Regions from separate parts of the Homo sapiens genome. Here region 2 is linked to region 1. The links are chromatin loops, found by intact Hi-C in ENCODE. Cell type or tissue: thyroid gland. All regions are shown on one strand. Each heading gives the region's core, and the rest is flanking DNA. Links, peaks and the distances in the headings are about the cores only. Region 1 overlaps LOC105375199 (a long non-coding RNA gene). Region 2 holds the start of HOXA10-HOXA9 (HOXA10-HOXA9 readthrough).

Region 1 (8,327 bases), core at 48-8,047:
TTTTTAAAGAAATCACTTTCCACTGAATCCCCCCTTCAACCTCAGAGTCAGCCTGCTCTCCTGGGTTGCTCAGCGCCTCTCCTGGACCCCTACTTAGACTGCCCCTTCCTAGGCAGTTTTCCTTCCTGCCTCTTCCCCCAGCCTCCTATCTCCTTAGAGAACTGGTATAAGCTAAAGTGCTTTTTCAAAATCTCTATTATGTGTATTTGCATTTTAAAGGAGGTTTCTGGACAGGGCAATTCAAAGATAGAACTCTGGAGCATTTAGCCTGGGAAGATGGGTGTTGTGCATTTGGGGGGTGTGGAAGAAGGAACTTTTGCGCAGAGAGATTCTTATCACTCTTACAGTCATACTGAACAGAGCCTGGGAGGCTGGCCCTGACCAAGAGCCCCAGGGCCTCCAAGACCTTTGGACTAGGCTTGGCTGTAGGTAGGGAAAGGCTATTGCTATACTGTGGGAACCCCTAGGGGCTCTTTACCTAACAGCTGTGATTAATGAGTTGAATGGAGGAGGGGATGACTTCCTTCCTTGGCCCACTCAGAGTTCCCTGGAGGTGACAGCCACTCCAGGCACTCATCTCTGTGGCAGGCACCCCGTGGGAAGAGGTTGCATCAGCTCCAAGGTCTTTTCAGTTGTATCAGGTGGTCCTTAAGAACTGTATGTGGTTGAGACTCTGAACTCCCGGACACAGCAGAGAAGCAGAAAGTTGCCTTCTCAAAGGGGCACGTGTTCCCTGAGCTGTTTTATATCCCTGAGCTTTCCTGTGTCTTATGATTGTTTTCCCTCTGCCCCCTCCCCAAATATCCATTACGGACACTTAATCTTGTGTTAATTATGTATATGTTTCTGAGCCTACCAAATTCATCTGCATGTAGAAGTTTACTTTTATCCCATGTCATAGTTGTGGGGGCCAAGGCTCTTGGTCCTGTAAAGGTTTGCTGAAAATCACTGAGATGAGGCAGGTTGATTAATTGGAGAAAAGGCATATACGCTTATTTAACGTGCATTCACAGGAGCCTTCAGCATGAAGACTCAAAGATACAGGGGAAATTGTCCATTTTTATGCTTAGGTTCAACAAAATATGGACAGCCATATGGGAATATGATTGGAGGAAAAGCATAGATCTAAGTCTAATAGAATGAGTGGGGAAGCCCAGCAAGAGCTGCCTGTCTAGATTCTCCCTGGCCTCTCTGAGCGCACATTTCTTCCTTCTGGGTGTGGGGCAGGACCCTCTCTGGAATGGGGGTCTTATGACCTACTATCAAACAGGGTAGGTCAGATTATTTATTTATGGCCAGTTTTAATTTTTATTATTTATTTATTTGAAACAGAGCCTTGCTCTATTGCCCGGCCTGGAGTGCAGTGGTACGATCTCAGCTCACTGCAACCTCCGCCTCCCGGGTTGAAGCAATTCTTCTGCCTCAACCTCTTCAGTAGCTGGGACTACAGGCGTGAGGCACAACGCCTGGCTAATTTTTGTATTTTTAGTAGAGATGGGGTTTCACCATGTTGGCCAGGCTGGTCTTGAACTCCTGACCTCAAGTGATCCTCCCGCCTTGGCCTCCCAAAGTGCTGGGATCACAGGCATGAGCCACCGTGCCCAGCCCATATGGCCAGTTTTTATACAGATAGGGTGGAGGGAAAGTTAAACTAATATTTTTAGGTTTTATGGCTGGCTTTGGAAAAGGCTTCTGGTTTCTATGGCTAGCCTCCGAGGAGAATGGGACTGAGAGACAGGAGGGCAAGAGAAGGTCAGAGAAAATCATTTGCTTCTGAGGCTGCTGCTGAGGGCTTCATTTTGGGGTGTTGTTTTCTGAGCCCCAGCACAGTCTTTCTGGGAAGGTGGGAGGGTACCTGACTCCTTTTATTGTAGATCCAGCTAAGACTCCATGGCTGTCCAGAGCTTTCTCTGTGGTTTTCTCATGGTAACTGCAAATGGTGAAAGGAGGATATTTGGCAGGACTGTGCTCAAGGAATAGCAAGATAGAAGAAATGCCTGACCACTGTCCTCCCAGAGGTAGAATATTCCCAGGGAAATGCCTTTCTTTGTCAAAGTCTCTTTTCTTTTCTTTTCTTTTCTTTCCCTCCTTTCCTTCCTTCCTTCCTTTCTTTCTTTCGCCAGCTAAGTATATGCATGTACTTTTGGACCTGGAGAACAATAGAATGTACTGTTGTATTTTTATTCTCTTTGATTTTTTAAATTCCAGAATTTTCCTTTTCCTTTTTTGGGGAAGAAAAAAAGTAAAATAAATAAACTGTGATGATTTGACATTTCCCTGTAGCTTCAGAAAGGAAATTTATATAATACATATCTGTCTTTGGCTGTTTTCTCCCTCCAAGGTCAAGTTTGGTTTTTAGATGTGGCTTATAATACTTTATATTGTTAGAGGGTTTGAAACTCATCAATATTTGAACAACATCCTGAATTGGATGGTATGTGGGTTGTGTTATATTTGGCCTCTGTGTCTGCCTCAGAGGTGGGGGTTTTAGGATGGATTGATTAACACAGAATGTTAAGCCTAATAATGAAATTGTGGATGGTTCTGAGCTTGGAGCTGTCTATTCAGACTTTCTGCCACTGAACAGTGTGGTGGCTCCATTCACCCCATGCTGCTTTTTCTAGACTCGTCTTCACTTACTACTCACAGATTCCAATTTCTATTCTTGCCTGAACAGAGGAAGGGAGCCTTGAATACACAGGCAGGATTAGGCACATGAGTGGATAACCCACTTACAGTAGCCCACTTCCAGACAGCCCAAATTCTAGAAGAGCATCTAAAGAGGGATGGGTATTATTTCAATTTATTTCCATTTAATTCTCTGCATCCTTGGTCTAAGCACAGCTGTGTCACTGTGGTGATGTCCCTTGCCTATTGGGGATGATGATGGGAGCTGGGATGGCATATGGTAATAACAGATACCATTTATTATTGAGCATCGACAGCAGAACTAAGAAGATGTATGTGGGTTATCTCTTTAGTCCTCACAGTAACTCTGCAAGGTGGCATTTTCTTCATGCGGCAGATGGGAAAACCGAGGCTAAGAAGGATTACTCAACTTGCCCCAAACCACACAGCTTGAGTAGCAGGGCTACTCCAGCTAACTCCAGCTGTCTGTGCGCTTTCAACTGTTACCCCGCTACACCTGATCCCGCGGGCACAGGGCATGCGCGGGCGGTGTGGGCGCGTCGGGTCCTTCTCCCTTTGTCTGCAGTGAGTGATCCGCGCGCCCCCTGCCTGAGCCATCCCGGCTTTGCTTTGTCTGTTGCATTGTTGGCGAGACCTCTACTGCCTGAGTAGTTTGTTCAGTGCACAGTAAAGAGCTCTTTAGTTTTATTGAAATTATGTTTATGTTAAAATTATGTTATCCAAAATCTTGGATTACAGAGCAGCAGAACTGTTTGCAAGGACTACTGTTTAGTGAGTTGTTACAGAAACACCTTGTAAAATAATGAGTTATGTGAGCTGGAAGAATCAAAGATGTGGAACTGGGCAATGTAAACAATTTATTCCTGCCAGTAACAGCTGTAAAATGATGATAGCGCAAGTCTCTTGACTTTATTCCCTTACTCTGATTTTTATTTTACAGTACATTCACTTCTAGATCTTGTTGCTAGTTTTTAAGAAAATTTTAATTTTTTTTTTGAGACAGGATCTTGCTCTGTTGCCCTGGCTGGAGTGCAATGGTGAGATCACAGATCACTGCAGCCTGGAACTCCCTGGCTCCAGCAAGCCTCCCACCATAGCCTCCCAAGTAACTAGGACTGCAGGTGTGTGTGCCACCATGCCCGGCTACTTTTTTTTTTAGTTGAGATGTGGGGGAGGTGGGGAGGGTCTGCCTATGTTGCCCAGGCTGGTCTTGAACTCCTGATCACGATGGATCCTCCCACCTCAGCCTCCTGGTGTTAGAACTATAGGTGTGAGCCACTGCTCCTGGCCATAGATCTTTTTTTTTTTTTTAATACCTCACTCAATTTTTTAGAATTTTTTTTTTGTATCAAACATAATGGATTTCACATTGTTTTAAAAAGTAATTGGGAAGGAATACTGTTTCAGAGGACAGCTTACAGAAATCTCTACTATATGACACAGTTTCTTGTTGGTAAACACCATTAAAAAAGTTCAGAAGATTCCATGAGAACTTATAAATTACCTATGGTCTATTTAGAATCCTAAACAAATACACAGTGATTTACAGTGAACTGAGAGAGAAAGATCTAGGAAGAAGAAATTTTAAATTTGCTTGGCTCTTTTCTTTCCTTTTCTGAGACAGAGTCTCACTCTGTCACCCAGGCTGGAATGCAGTGGTGCTATCTCAGTTCACTGCAACCTCTGCCTCCCAGGCTCAAGCAATCCTCATGCCACAGCCTCCCAAGTAGCTGGGATTACAGGCATGCACCACTACGCCCGGCTAATTTTCTTTGTATTTTTTGTAGAGACGAGGTTTTACCCTGTTGTCCAGGCTGGTCTCAAACTCTTGGGCTCCAGTGATCTGCCTGCCTCGGCCTCTCAAAGGGCTGGGATTACAGCACTGAGCCATCGTGCCCGGCCCCCGATTTTATTTTCAAAAATACATTTAGTGACAAAACATCACTTTCTACCTACATACTTAATTTTGGTTTCTCTCAGTTTTATTTTGTTTTTGACACATTTAAATTCCCTAAATACTGTAATAAAAATATTCTAAATACATTCTAAATATTTTAAGCCATTTTTTCCCTCTCTCCCTCCTTCCCTCCCTTCCTCCTTCCTTCCCTTCCTTCCTTTCTTCTTCCTGTGTTCCATCTTTCCTTCTCCCTTTCCCTCTCTTCTTCTTCCTTTTAATCACAAGGTGCCTTCCCCTGTTAGGAATGAGACAATCATTTTGTAAAAATATTAATTTAAAAAATTTGTTTAGAGATGTCCTTTGAAATGAAGCTTCCATACTTTTCATACTTTGGAATTTTTCAAAAATATTCGTCTTGAAGGAAGTCTTGTTAAAATCTAAAGGACCGAGAAACATATTTTAGTTCTAAGGTGTTTTTATAGAGACTCTGATAGCAAATGAATGGAAAGAAATACTGCTTTATGCACTACGGAAATGCAATGATTATCCTGCTGCCAACGTAACCTGGAGTGATATATAACCACCTCTCCCTGGCCTGGGAGATTAATGAAATGACTCTAATTTTGGCAACCCTTCCCACCAAGAGTGGGTAACATAACTCTAAGTTGATTTGAGCAAAGGGCAGAGCAAACTTTAAACAGAGCATCATGGCTTCTACTCACTTTGGTGACATTCGGAGTGCTATTTCAGCCCTATTTGATGAAGGTTGTCTGGGACCTCCTCAGCCTCTGTTTCCATGCCTGTACCAAGATGACACTGTGACTGCAGTCCAACTTGCCTCCTCTGTCAGATGACACGCCCTTCAGATGATTGCGTTCGCCAGTTAATAAACAGTCACTTTTTGAAACGGAATCTCTCTCTGTTGCCCAGGCTGGAGTGGTATTATCTTGGCTCACTGCAACCTTTGCCTTCCAGGTTCAAGCAATTCTTCTGCCTCAGCCTCCTAAGTAGCTGGGACTACAGGCACCTGCCACCACACCCAGCTAATTTTTGTATTTTTAGTGGAGACGGGGTTAAGCTGTGTTGGCCAAGCTGGTCTCCAACTCCTGACCACAGGTGATCCACCTGCCTCGGCCTCCCAAAGTGCTGGGATTACAAGCATGAGCCACCGTGTCTGGCCCACTTGGTGTTTTGATCAGTCTTATAGGAATGTATACCTTGTGTTTTAAGATTCAACCATTTTTTTGGTTACTGCTTCACTTCTACCTCTTTCAGTTATTCATGCTACCTAAGTCAAAAGGGGCTTCTCCTTTGCAGCCGGCCCATAAGATAAGACTCTCAAGGCGATCTGCTTCTGTGGTAGCTAAGAGAATGAGCTTTGGAGGCTCACTGGCTGGGTTCAAATCTGCTCCCATCAGCACCTCATGAGGGTGTTAGAATGATTAAATGAGGTGCTATGTGCAGGAAAACACAGTGCCTACCACAGAGAAAAAGGATTTTAGTGTGTTTTTTTTTTAAACAAAACCTTCTGAATGTTTTGGTTCAATGGTTTTCTTCTAACAGCTTATATTATATTATCAGAGCCCATTGATCATAATGGCCAATAACATCATGAAAGGAGACATGGCACTTCTGGTGGAGGAACATGACCCCTCCAGTAAAGCTGTCCTGTCAAAACATCAAGCCCATATCTATTCAAGCCTCCGTGTAACTACCACTTCTCAGAAAACAATAGGGCACAGGCGGCACAGCCCAGAACGTGGGAACCCCTAGAACAAATGACTCAATGTCTTCAGTAAGGGAATAGCCAGAAAAAGTGTGTGGGGAGGGAACCTCAGATTAAAATAATGTCAATGGGATGGCAGCCAACTGCCACATGTGGACAGGTCCATTTAGGAGACAACTGGGAAAAGTAAACATTGACTGGACACTTGATACAATTAAAGACTTATGGTTAATTTTTAGTCGTCTTTTTTGTTTTTTTTTTTCTTTTTGAGACAGGACCTCACTCTGTTGCCCAGGATGGTCTTTTCTCAGGCAATCTGCTTGCCATGGCCTCCCAAAGTGCGGGGATTACAGGCATGAGCCACCACACCTGGTCAATTTTTTTTAGTAGTGATAATGGTTTTGGATTGGTTTTTAAAAGGTCTTTATTTTTAGAAATGTGTATGTAAATATTTTAGAAATATGCACTTAAATATTTATTTCAAATTTACGGATGAGATGATATGATGTCTGAGTATAGAGGGAACGAGAGTGGCACCACTGCCTTGGTAATTGTTGGAGCTGCCTGGTCGGTAGATGGTGGCTTATCATGCTGTTCTGTCTACTTTTATGTATGTTGAGATTTTTCAGGAGATGAACTAAAAATGATCAAAACAAAGCAAAATAACTACAACAAAAACAACCGTGCCAAAATCTAGTGGACCCTCAATATAAAGCAGCACATTCCCGCAGTTCCTCCACCTGCTTTCTGCTCAAATCATGGTGCCCGTTTCTAGGTCATTGATTACAAGAGGTTTCCTTACTAGGGCAGGTGATTTCCCCTATCATGGTTTATTATCCTTAACAGAATTTGAGAAAATGGCTGTTTCAGGTTGGTTGCTGTCACGTGCCTCTGAGGTCAAATACTGCTATCAGGAGTTGACAGTTGCTATTTGGCTCAAAGTACTTGAGGTCATGGTCACTCCATTATCTTTCTAAGACTGCAATTTTTGAACCTGCCTTTACTGGATATCAGGTGCTCGGTTGGTTGTCTTTTTATAGATGGCATCAATATCAGGTGGCATATAAAAGCTTTCCCAAACCATGATTGCCTTATTAATCAATTCATAAAACTGATCAGGAAAGTGTTAGGGTATCTATTAATGTAGTAGTTAGGAAATAAATCTAAACCCTACCTTTCTCTGATAAGTAGGTTTTAAAAAAGGAATGAGGATGAAGTTCAAACAAATGCATCTTATTATTTAATTTGCTCTTCTCTCTTTTGACCTATAATTTTTGCTCCATGCAATGTCTTCAGTTGGCAACTAAAAATATTTCTCTTTTCTGAGTGCAGATAGCCATAATTTGACAGTGTGGGTTCCTTTTGTTATTGCCTTCATCTTGGAGAAACTGGACATAGATTTTGGGGTTATTAAAATAAATTTTGAGCTAACAGATTAGATATTTTTGAATTTAAAAAAATCAATTCAAATGGCCAGGTGCAGTGGCTCATGCCTCTAATCTCAGCACTTTGGGAGGCTGAGGCGGGCAGATCACATGAGCCCAGGAGTTCAAGACCAGCCTGGCCAACATGGTAAAGTCTCATCTCTACTAAAAATACAAAAATTATCCGGGCATAGTGGTGTGCGCTTGTAAGCCCAGTTATTGGGGAGGCTGAGGCATCAGAGTCACTTGAACCCAAGAGGTGGAGGTTGTAGTCCTGGGTGATGGAATGAGACTATGTCTCAAAAACAACACAAAACAAAACAAAACAGCAATTCATTTGGCTTAAATAAAATTCTGTCTTCATGCTATCACATTTAATGAAGATGGGCAGCATGCATCTTTCAGAAATACTAATCAGTTTATCAGGACTCTGGACCAAAACATTTACTGTTTAAGTCAAATAAAATACTTATCTTATTAAAATCACTATGTTGGCTGGGCACGGTGGCTCACTCCTGTAAACCCAGTGTTTTTGGAGGCTGAGGAGGGAGGATCGCTTGAGGCCAGGAATTTGAGACCATCCTGGGCACACAGTGAGACCCCATGTCTAGAAACAATTTTTAAACATTAG
Region 2 (8,327 bases), core at 70-8,069, 1.1 Mb before region 1:
TGGGCAGACTTTGACGGGGCTTGGGCTGGACCACCAGTCCCCATGGCAGCCCTTCTCCTCAGCTATGGGCTCTGGGGTGGATTGCAGCCCCCACACCTGGCTCACCCCATGCCTTTTCTCCCTCCACAGGTGGCCAACGCACCCGCAAAAAGCGCTGCCCCTATACCAAGTACCAGATCCGAGAGCTGGAACGGGAGTTCTTCTTCAGCGTCTACATTAACAAAGAGAAGCGCCTGCAACTGTCCCGCATGCTCAACCTCACTGATCGTCAAGTCAAAATCTGGTTTCAGAACAGGAGAATGAAGGAAAAAAAAATTAACAGAGACCGTTTACAGTACTACTCAGCAAATCCACTCCTCTAAGACTCCAGCGGCTGGAATTGGGTGGGGGGCTTCATACACATGAGATAATATGCAGATTTTGCCCTTGACAAAGTCAAGCCACATGGTGACTTTTGAAAAGAGGTGTGCAAGAGAGGGATGCATGGAGATAGCCCCACAGGAGGTGGTCTGGGACTCTCTTGATTAAGATCTCAGTGGTTAAGATTCCTAATAATCATTGGATTCTGAGAGCTGTGCATCAGCTAGAATGACAGGTTTGGGACCCCTGGTGGTTCACTCTTGGAGCCTGCAGAGCTGCGGGCTGGGTGTGGTCTCCACTGGGGATTGGGCCCCTGCCAGACCCCCTGGAGACTAACCCCACCACACCCTCCCTCTACTGGGAGCCTACCCACCCCCAGGACCCCTGAGTAAAAAAGCTGTGTGCTCTCCAAGCCCAGTTCAGCTTGGGGACAGGGGCAGGAGGAAGGGGTAGGATTACTAGGTGCCCAGAATGAGGCTGCTTTCCAAAGCCAATGTGAACAGCGGCTGGACTTGGAGGTAGCTTTGAGGTGGAAGAGGGCTGCAAATCCTTGTGGGAAAAGAAATCTATGATTCCAGGTGGCATCAGTGTCTTTCCACTCCTCCTAGCCACCCACCACACTGATCCAGCCCTGAGTTCCTAGCCACCGCCTCCTACAGCCCACCTGGCTTTTCTTTCTACCAAATGAGGGTCTTGGTTCCAGCCTGCCACTCAGGCCCAAAGCCTCGACACAGAGTGGACTGTTCCCTGAGGTGGGAGATGTGGAAAAGCCAAGAGGCTGCAGCCAGGCCACTGGCCCCTGAGATCTCTGCAGGAAATGGCTGTGGAGTGTGGCAGTTTGGCAAACTCTCCACCACACGTAATGAAACTTGGATTTGCTCAGTGTCTGGCTGCAGAGCAGTGGGCCTGGCCAGCAGGTCCCCAGCTTTGGCTATGAGGGCCTTGAGTCCCCCAAAACACCGGGTTCCAGCACCACACTCAGCCCTCATTGGCTCTTGAACTGAGCTTGGAAGCTTCTGGTGACCTTCCAAGAGCCTGAGAGTGAGGTGGAATTATTTTAAAAGATAAATATTATATTATATATATATATATTTCCCTGAAGGAACCAAAGCGAATTTTAAAAGATGCAATGTAGAGGGGAAAAGAGATGATGAAAATATTTAAAGGCCCTATCTGTTTACAGTGTTCCGTGGTTAAACTCGCTCACTGCTAAGAATATTTGAATGTATGCTTCATACAGGGATGGTGTTCAAAAAACTTGTAAATAAAGGAACCATAATCAATTTTCTTTTCTTTCTTTCTCTTTTTCTTTTTTCTTTTGCCATTAGTTGATTTCCTTTAGGGTGTTGGAGGGGGTGGAAAAGGTATTGAGAATGGTCTTTTTAATCTCTTGCAACATTTGGAAAGAGTTAGGGAAATGCTCAGAGGCAGTCGGCCTGGCCGGCCTGGGGATCTCATCTGGGAAAGCCAGGCACCCTCCCATTGAATCTCCTTTGCCTCCCTGTGTTAAGAAATGTCTGTTGGCTCCATTTGTACTGGGAGTGTTGGCCTGTCCTCAATTCTGGTTCTTACCCACCGTGTGTGTTGCAGCACTTATACAGGCAACTGGGCACAAGGAAAATAAAGACGGTGGAAATTTGAGTATCCTGGTGTGACATTCCTCTCCCTGATCGCCTTTTACTACCAAATGTCTGCCCCCCTCCCCCCACCCCCCCAAAAAATGCCTTACCTAGTTGAGGAGCAAGTTATCAGGCCCCTGAGGGGGTGAGAAGGTGACTGAGTCAGGAATTGGCTACAACAGAAGCCAGGCTTAGGAAACCAAGGTGGTTGGCTACGTCCTTGTGGGAAGTGGGGACCTGGGTGGTATCTCAGGGCCTGGAATATAGGACTTTATCCCCTCAGACTGATCTCAGCCCTGGAGAGGGCCTTGGGGCCTGAGGTGGCCAACAGGTCAGACCCCAGGCTGCCCTCGCTCACCTCAGGACAGGTAGGCCTGCAGTGGGACCGTCCGGGGGCCCGTGGAGGCTTCAACAAGAGGGAGCCTGGTCTGGGTTCCAAGGCAGAGCAGACTCCCAGGAGCCTCTAAGGGTGCTTTCTCCCCAGCTCCCAGCTGAGGCTGCTTTTTCCCTTTGGGGGAAAAAAAAAGGATGCCGATTTCCTCTTTGTTTGCTGCCTTTGAACTTCTGCCTTAAAATTGGACATCACCCATAACCTTGAGGAGAAGGGCTGAAAGGACAGAGCCCTTTGTTGCCCACCCCACCCTCTCTTCAGCCACCCAGGCAGGGCCAGAGCAGCAGATAGGGTCGCATTTGGAGAGAGGCCCCAGACCCCACTCTGTTTATTTGTTTGTGTGTTTGTCTAACTGGCGCGACTGGGGAAATCGAGCTGAAAGGGTAGTGGGACAGATCTAGAGATGAATGTCTAGGTTGATAGGCAGACACGCAGACATGAACAAGGGCCCTCCTGGGGGGCAGGGAGGGGGCGGGCTGGGAAGCCTGGGTTTAGGGAAAGACTTCCTTTGGGATGGTTAAAGATTAACCAAAGTCTCTCAAGTTGCTAGAGAGAGTCTAGCCAGGAGGACTGCTCGCGGGCGGGCGGCGGGCGGGCGCGGGTTTGATTTCTGAGCCCTATAAAAGCCCATCCTCCGATGGCTGTGACAATGTGGTCGTAAACCCGTCCGGGGCCGGCCAATTTGCATATTTGGAATGCGCCGCTATAAACCCGGCTGGGGTTTTGCAGCGATTTCTTAGATGTAAAAATGAGATCTCAATAGCAGCGGGCTGGGCACATCCTCTCCTCTCTCCTTCTCTCTCTGCCCGGAGCTGGTTTCCGTCTCTCGGCTCGGGGCTGGAACTCCGGCCCAACCTAGGCGCGCAGCCGCCACGAGATGGCGCACTTCCGATCAATGTCAAAGCCGCCGGGGAGCCGGGAACCCCAGCATGATTCTTGGCCTTTGTTCGCTTCTGATACTAAGAGCAGCACGGTACATTATTTCACTTGTCCCGCTCCCCTTCATAACAGAAAAAGGGGACTCACCCTCAAGAAGTGATTGGTATGGTAATTTAAAGCAACGCGCATTCGCTAGGCCTCGCGAGCGTCGCCGCGCGGAGAAGCCAGCTGTCCCTTGGCAGTGATTTCGGAAATGTGTCAAGGTAAGAGGCCACAAGTTTAGCAATTTCAGTCTGGTGGGGCGGGAGTGGGGAGGTGGCCGATGTCTAAGCAGGGCTCTCGGGAACGTGGCTGGGTTTGTGGGGTGACGCGGTAGGGAGCCCCCACCCCATTGCTCCCTAAGGTTGGAAAGCAGGGGGAGGCCTAAGTAGAAAAGTTGAGGATTTTAGCTCCTTGCGCCAGCATTTCACTCAAGGCGAATCTTTCGATTTTGTAGAAATACACAGAATAGAATGGGCTAGGGATGAGAGGCATCTAGGCGAAAGTGTTCCAGCTGTGCTGCGATAGGGGGTTGTGGGAGGGCAAAAAAAAAAAAAAAGGTGATCGCGGGTTGAGGAAAACAAAGTTTCCATTCTAAACAATGGGGTGGTAGAAGTCTGCGGCCGCTAAGGCGAGCTTATTCCCAGGGGCAGAAGTCCTGGAGGTCACTGGTTTCCTACTAGGTGCATCTCTATGTCTGCCCGGCAGCTTGGAGAAAACCTTTGTTCCGAAAAAGGCCAATTCGGAGAAGTCGCATGTGATTTTTGAGAGTGCCAGACAAGTCTCTGTGTTGCATACTTGGAGTACGCTGTTATAAACCCAGCTGCAATTTCGCAGCAATTTCTTACATATGAAAATTAGATCTTTTGTAGAAGATATTTTGCAAATATGCAAAAATGTATTGGTAAATACTAATACTTTTTTAAAAAGCTGGAACCGAGGATAAATTTTGACGGAGCAATCACTCCATTGGGGTTGTCATCAAACACATTTTAAATGAAAAAATTCCATTACATTTTGAAGGATCGATTCAAATTCCCTCTTTCTCCTATATTTAATTTTTTCTACTATTTTTCCATTAGTTTCCCACATCTTTTTCTTTTCCCAAATATACAGTGCGTGGTGAGTGGGGTGAATCCCAGAGAAAGTAGGCACTGCCTGTTTGTTGCGTAAATTTTGCCTATCATAGTTACTAGTCTTTGTTGAAGGCTGGCTCCCAAACTATGACGGAGCAAAGCAACAAGGCAAGAAATGAGCGCCCACCCAGTGAGCTGCTCTCTGCAGCGGGAGCCCTCCCTACAATGCCAGAGCCGCCTCCAGTTCTAAGGCCAGAGGCTGTTTATTATGAACAAATCTAAGAATATTGCAATTCAAAGGGTGTGTGAAAAGGCCCCAACACTTCCCTAACAGGGGAAGGGCCATCTTAATGGTTGGATTTAGAAAACTTTAAAAGTATGTTGTTTAGTAATAGATTGCACCTGATAGATTCAAAACAGACACATCAAATATCCCTGAAAATGTTGACATTCTTAAAGATGAATGGGAAAAGAACATCATTGCTTGTGGAAAAATTTTCTAACTATGCATAAATGCATGGATATGAGAAGCTCTGATTTTTTTTTCTTTTTTTGCTAAAGCCAGATATGTAAAAGCAGCCTTTATTTTTCCTCTGTGGGACTGCAGCCCAACTCCACCGCTGGATAATTCAGAGTCTTGAAAGCATTGAGAGTGCCCTCCAGATATAAATTGTTTACTAGCAGTTTCGATCTCAGGACCTGGTATCTTTTCATTAGGAACTTGTTTTTCATAATAGTTTATTTCTCACTGCTTACAAGGGCCTACTCAGAAGGAGTACCTAGTGAACTGCAGCCTAATCCTTGCCGAAGGCCTTAATCCATGGGCCTGGTGTTTACTTTGGCCCCATAGGGCTGGCAGGTTATTACCCGGGTAGAAATGGGCAATATTTCCTCCTAAATAAAACATGGGCTCTGGAGGTGACTGTGTAACCGCTGCATAAGGCCTGGTTGAGGCAAGCAGGCACTGAAGATTTAGGTCAAAGTTACCCTGAGGGAGAGGGAGAAATTTAGTAGCTGGGAAGAATGGCAAAAAAGAAAGAAGGCAAATGAGCACGAGGGAGGAAAAGTGCTTGGAAGCCGACCCACACTACAACTGAATCGCTTTCTTCATCTCTTGGGGTGGGGAATCTCAGGAAAGCCGAGGCGCTCAATAAATGGAATATTTTATTGAGAAACCTAACACTCCAGTGTTAAAGTCTAGAGAGCATGGGAGCCTTGGGGGTCGGTCAGGGATGCTGGGGGCTAGGAGACCAACTGAGAGGGCCAAGGAGGCGTTTAACTTGAGCTTCTGCTGCGTTAGTATCCTCTCATTTGAACCAGCAGCAGCCGGCCCGCCTGCAGCCGGCCAGCTCACCGGCAGTGTCTCGCTGCGTTTCCCACTCAGCAAGCCCTGGTGGGAGTTGGAAGGCAGTCCTGGGCCAGAGAGGGGCTGCCATACATGAGCTTACACACTCTTTTTAAAAGCCAGAAGGAGCTCAAGCCCAACATCCCGTTTGGTTTATTACAAGGGGGAAAAAGTCATACTAAAGAAACACATCTGGCTCACCACAGAAAGGTCACTGAAGACCCAAGTGCCAACGCCACGGCTTGCGAGGCCCATAGCAGGCCTCCCAGCTCCTCTACTCTTCGGCTGGGGCAGCCTTTTGTAGCAGATGCGATACAAACTGACTTTTGTAACCTTGGTTGGCACGTGCAGGTCCCTGGATTCTATCCAGCCTAGAAGCCCATTTGGCTGCCCTACGGGGCCCTGACCTGAGCTGTCTGCTGCAGGGCACCCAGCTTGTCTTGCCAGCCAAATTGGCAGGGCCCCCAAGTCCCAGGACACTGGGGGACTCTGGAAGACCCAAGGAAAAGACTGAGGGGTGTGTGAACTCCTTCGAAATGATGGATCAAATTGTGGGAATATACAGATATGCATTTTTCACAGAATGAGTCAAAACTTACTTGGATTTTCCAGAAGGGTCCTGACTCCCTAAAAGGTTAGGAAAGATAGGTTAAGATCATTGTCTTTTACTTTATTTGTATAGCCTCCACTATCTCAAATATATACTGGACCTTCCCAGATGTCGGCCTGGGAAGTTGCTTTCTGCATTTAGCCTGGAGAGGCATGACTCTAGGCCCAGGTCCTGGCCCACTGACCTGCCACGGCTCATTATCCTTGAGGAAACCTCGAAGGTCTTGGGACCCACTTGCCAAATGACACAGCTTTTCTGAGAGGCATGGGCAGTGCTGAAGAGCAAAGCTTCCTTCCTAGGCAGCCCCCAGCTCTGTGGCATTTCCAGGTGGCATTGCTAAGGGCAACAGTCCCAGCCAGTTCCACCCTTCTGGTGAGCAGGGTAAGGACCAGGCAGATCCGGGAAGCTAAAGATAGGGCCACTGGCTGCGGTGCTCTGAAGCTTTTCTGCACTCAGGTTCGTCCGTCTCATGGGCCTAGAGGGTAGAGAATTTGCCTTGGCCTTGGGCGCAGGAGCATGCGAAGAGCGAAGGAGAGTTAATGATCTCTTGGCACAGACCCTGTCTTGATCCCTCTAAAGCCGCTGCTGCAGCTTCAAGACCCTGTCAGGCTGGAGAGAACTGGCTTTCTTATTCTCTCTCCCCTCCTGTTTCTCTCTCTTTTCTCTCCCTCTGTCCGTCTCTCCTTCTATCTCTCTCTTTTTCTCTCCATCCTCCTCCTCCGCACCCTGATGCTCAGTCCTTACGGCCGGGTCACCGTGGGGCGCCGAGGTTGAAGTGGCTGGAGCGCCGCGCTAGCGGTGGAGCGGCCTTCTGGGCCCGGAGCTCGGAGCAGCCACTGCCCGCAGCGACCGCAGCTGCTTGAATCTCAGAAGCCAGAGCTGGAGCTCTACCTAGCCAGCTCTCTCTGCGCTTTCAGGGTCCTCTCAGGCTCCTCTTCCACCTTGGGCTGGATTCACACTGGGAGGAAGGAGGCAAAGTGCCGCGTATGACCCGGATGCAAGAGTCTTTCCCAGCTGAAGGCAGCGGCCTGAGCGGTCTATTTCCTGGGATGCCGGCGTTCAGTAATGCCAGCTCCGACTGGGGCCGGAGGGGCGGGCAGGCCTAGAGTATCCTGGAGACCTGTAGCCCACGGGCCAGGGGCAAGGCAGCGACCTCCCGGGCTCCACTGGATCTGGCCGGAAAAGGTTGCATTTCCTGAGACTAGCATGAGGCTCACACTTGGGGGCTAGCACCCCAGGCCGGCCATTTCCAGTTGGCTAAAACAGAGCCCCTGAGCCTGCTGAGCAAAGGGCCTGACCTCCACATGCTCTTATAACAGGACCATGAGCCCAGCCCGGCCTTGCAGGGAAAGGATTTCCTCACCGAGGCCTCGTTAAAATGCACACACTGCAGGAGCAAGGACTGCCCTAGCTGAGGGTATGGGAGGGAGGGGAAGAGGGGAGGGGACAGAGAGGTAGGAGTGTAGTGACACTGGTTCTTGTTGTAGCCTCCAGGAGCATATGAGTGCCAAAGCTAACAGGAGAGCAGGAACATAAAGCAGCGGAGGTGTACACCGGGCACACCCCTCCAAGTCTCTCACTTTGGGCCAGCCAAGGACCCCAAGGCCAGCATTTTACTTCCCCGAAATGACTGTGGGCTTAGAGTCTTCCCTAGGTGATGAGGGGATGCTTGGATCTGGCTCTGGCCTTGGGAGTGGGAGTGGGGCCGTCTTTCCATCAAGGCTGGCAGCCGCTTCCCACCCCCAGTCCCGCCAGCCCACCAAAGTCCACTGACAGGAGTTGTAGAGAAGGCAAGCCGGGTGAGCACAACACCAGAGGAGAAGATCCTAACTGGATCAACGGACTAGGGGAGAAAAGTGTTGGGGGTTAGGGGCTAGGGAACAACCACTGCATTTTGGGGAAAAATCTGTGGATACTGGAAGTAGAGGCAAGTCAGCTTCTAGTTCACTCTGGGCTCCTGACACTCTGAGGATCCTGACGGCCATAGGGCCAGGTTCGCCACTTTTGA

The links. A loop is a pair of places that touch in the nucleus more often than their neighbours do. Peaks named below come from ENCODE experiments on the same cell type or tissue, not always from the same donor. Only the 100,000 strongest peaks of a DNase experiment are listed, where the experiment ranks them.
Region 2: it touches region 1 in a loop (4-fold over the local background); 18 of 110 quality-filtered maps call a loop at or near these places.

Annotation. Positions count from the first base shown.
Region 1 is chr7:26,073,982-26,082,308 of GRCh38, reverse strand. All of the region lies in intron 1 of LOC105375199 (a long non-coding RNA gene), which reads left to right. Among named protein-coding and RNA genes, the nearest start is that of NFE2L3, 74 kb to the left of the region's middle. RefSeq lists an enhancer at 3,093-3,162. In thyroid gland, for the core only: a CTCF peak has its summit at 3,230; a DNase peak (open chromatin) is centred at 3,198.
Region 2 is chr7:27,174,831-27,183,157 of GRCh38, reverse strand. It overlaps HOXA10-HOXA9 (HOXA10-HOXA9 readthrough), which reads left to right and starts at 2,919. Exons shown (of 3, transcript NM_001433944.1): 1 at 2,919-3,512. The coding sequence starts at 3,503. HOXA11 (homeobox A11) reads left to right here. Exons shown (of 2, transcript NM_005523.6): 2 at 130-2,001. The coding sequence ends at 362. It also overlaps a transcript of HOXA10 not described here. RefSeq lists enhancers at 1-327, 2,815-3,416, 3,417-4,019, 8,138-8,327. In thyroid gland, for the core only: a CTCF peak has its summit at 3,246 (motif pointing right); no DNase peak of the experiment used is centred there; H3K27me3 peaks cover 6,813 bases.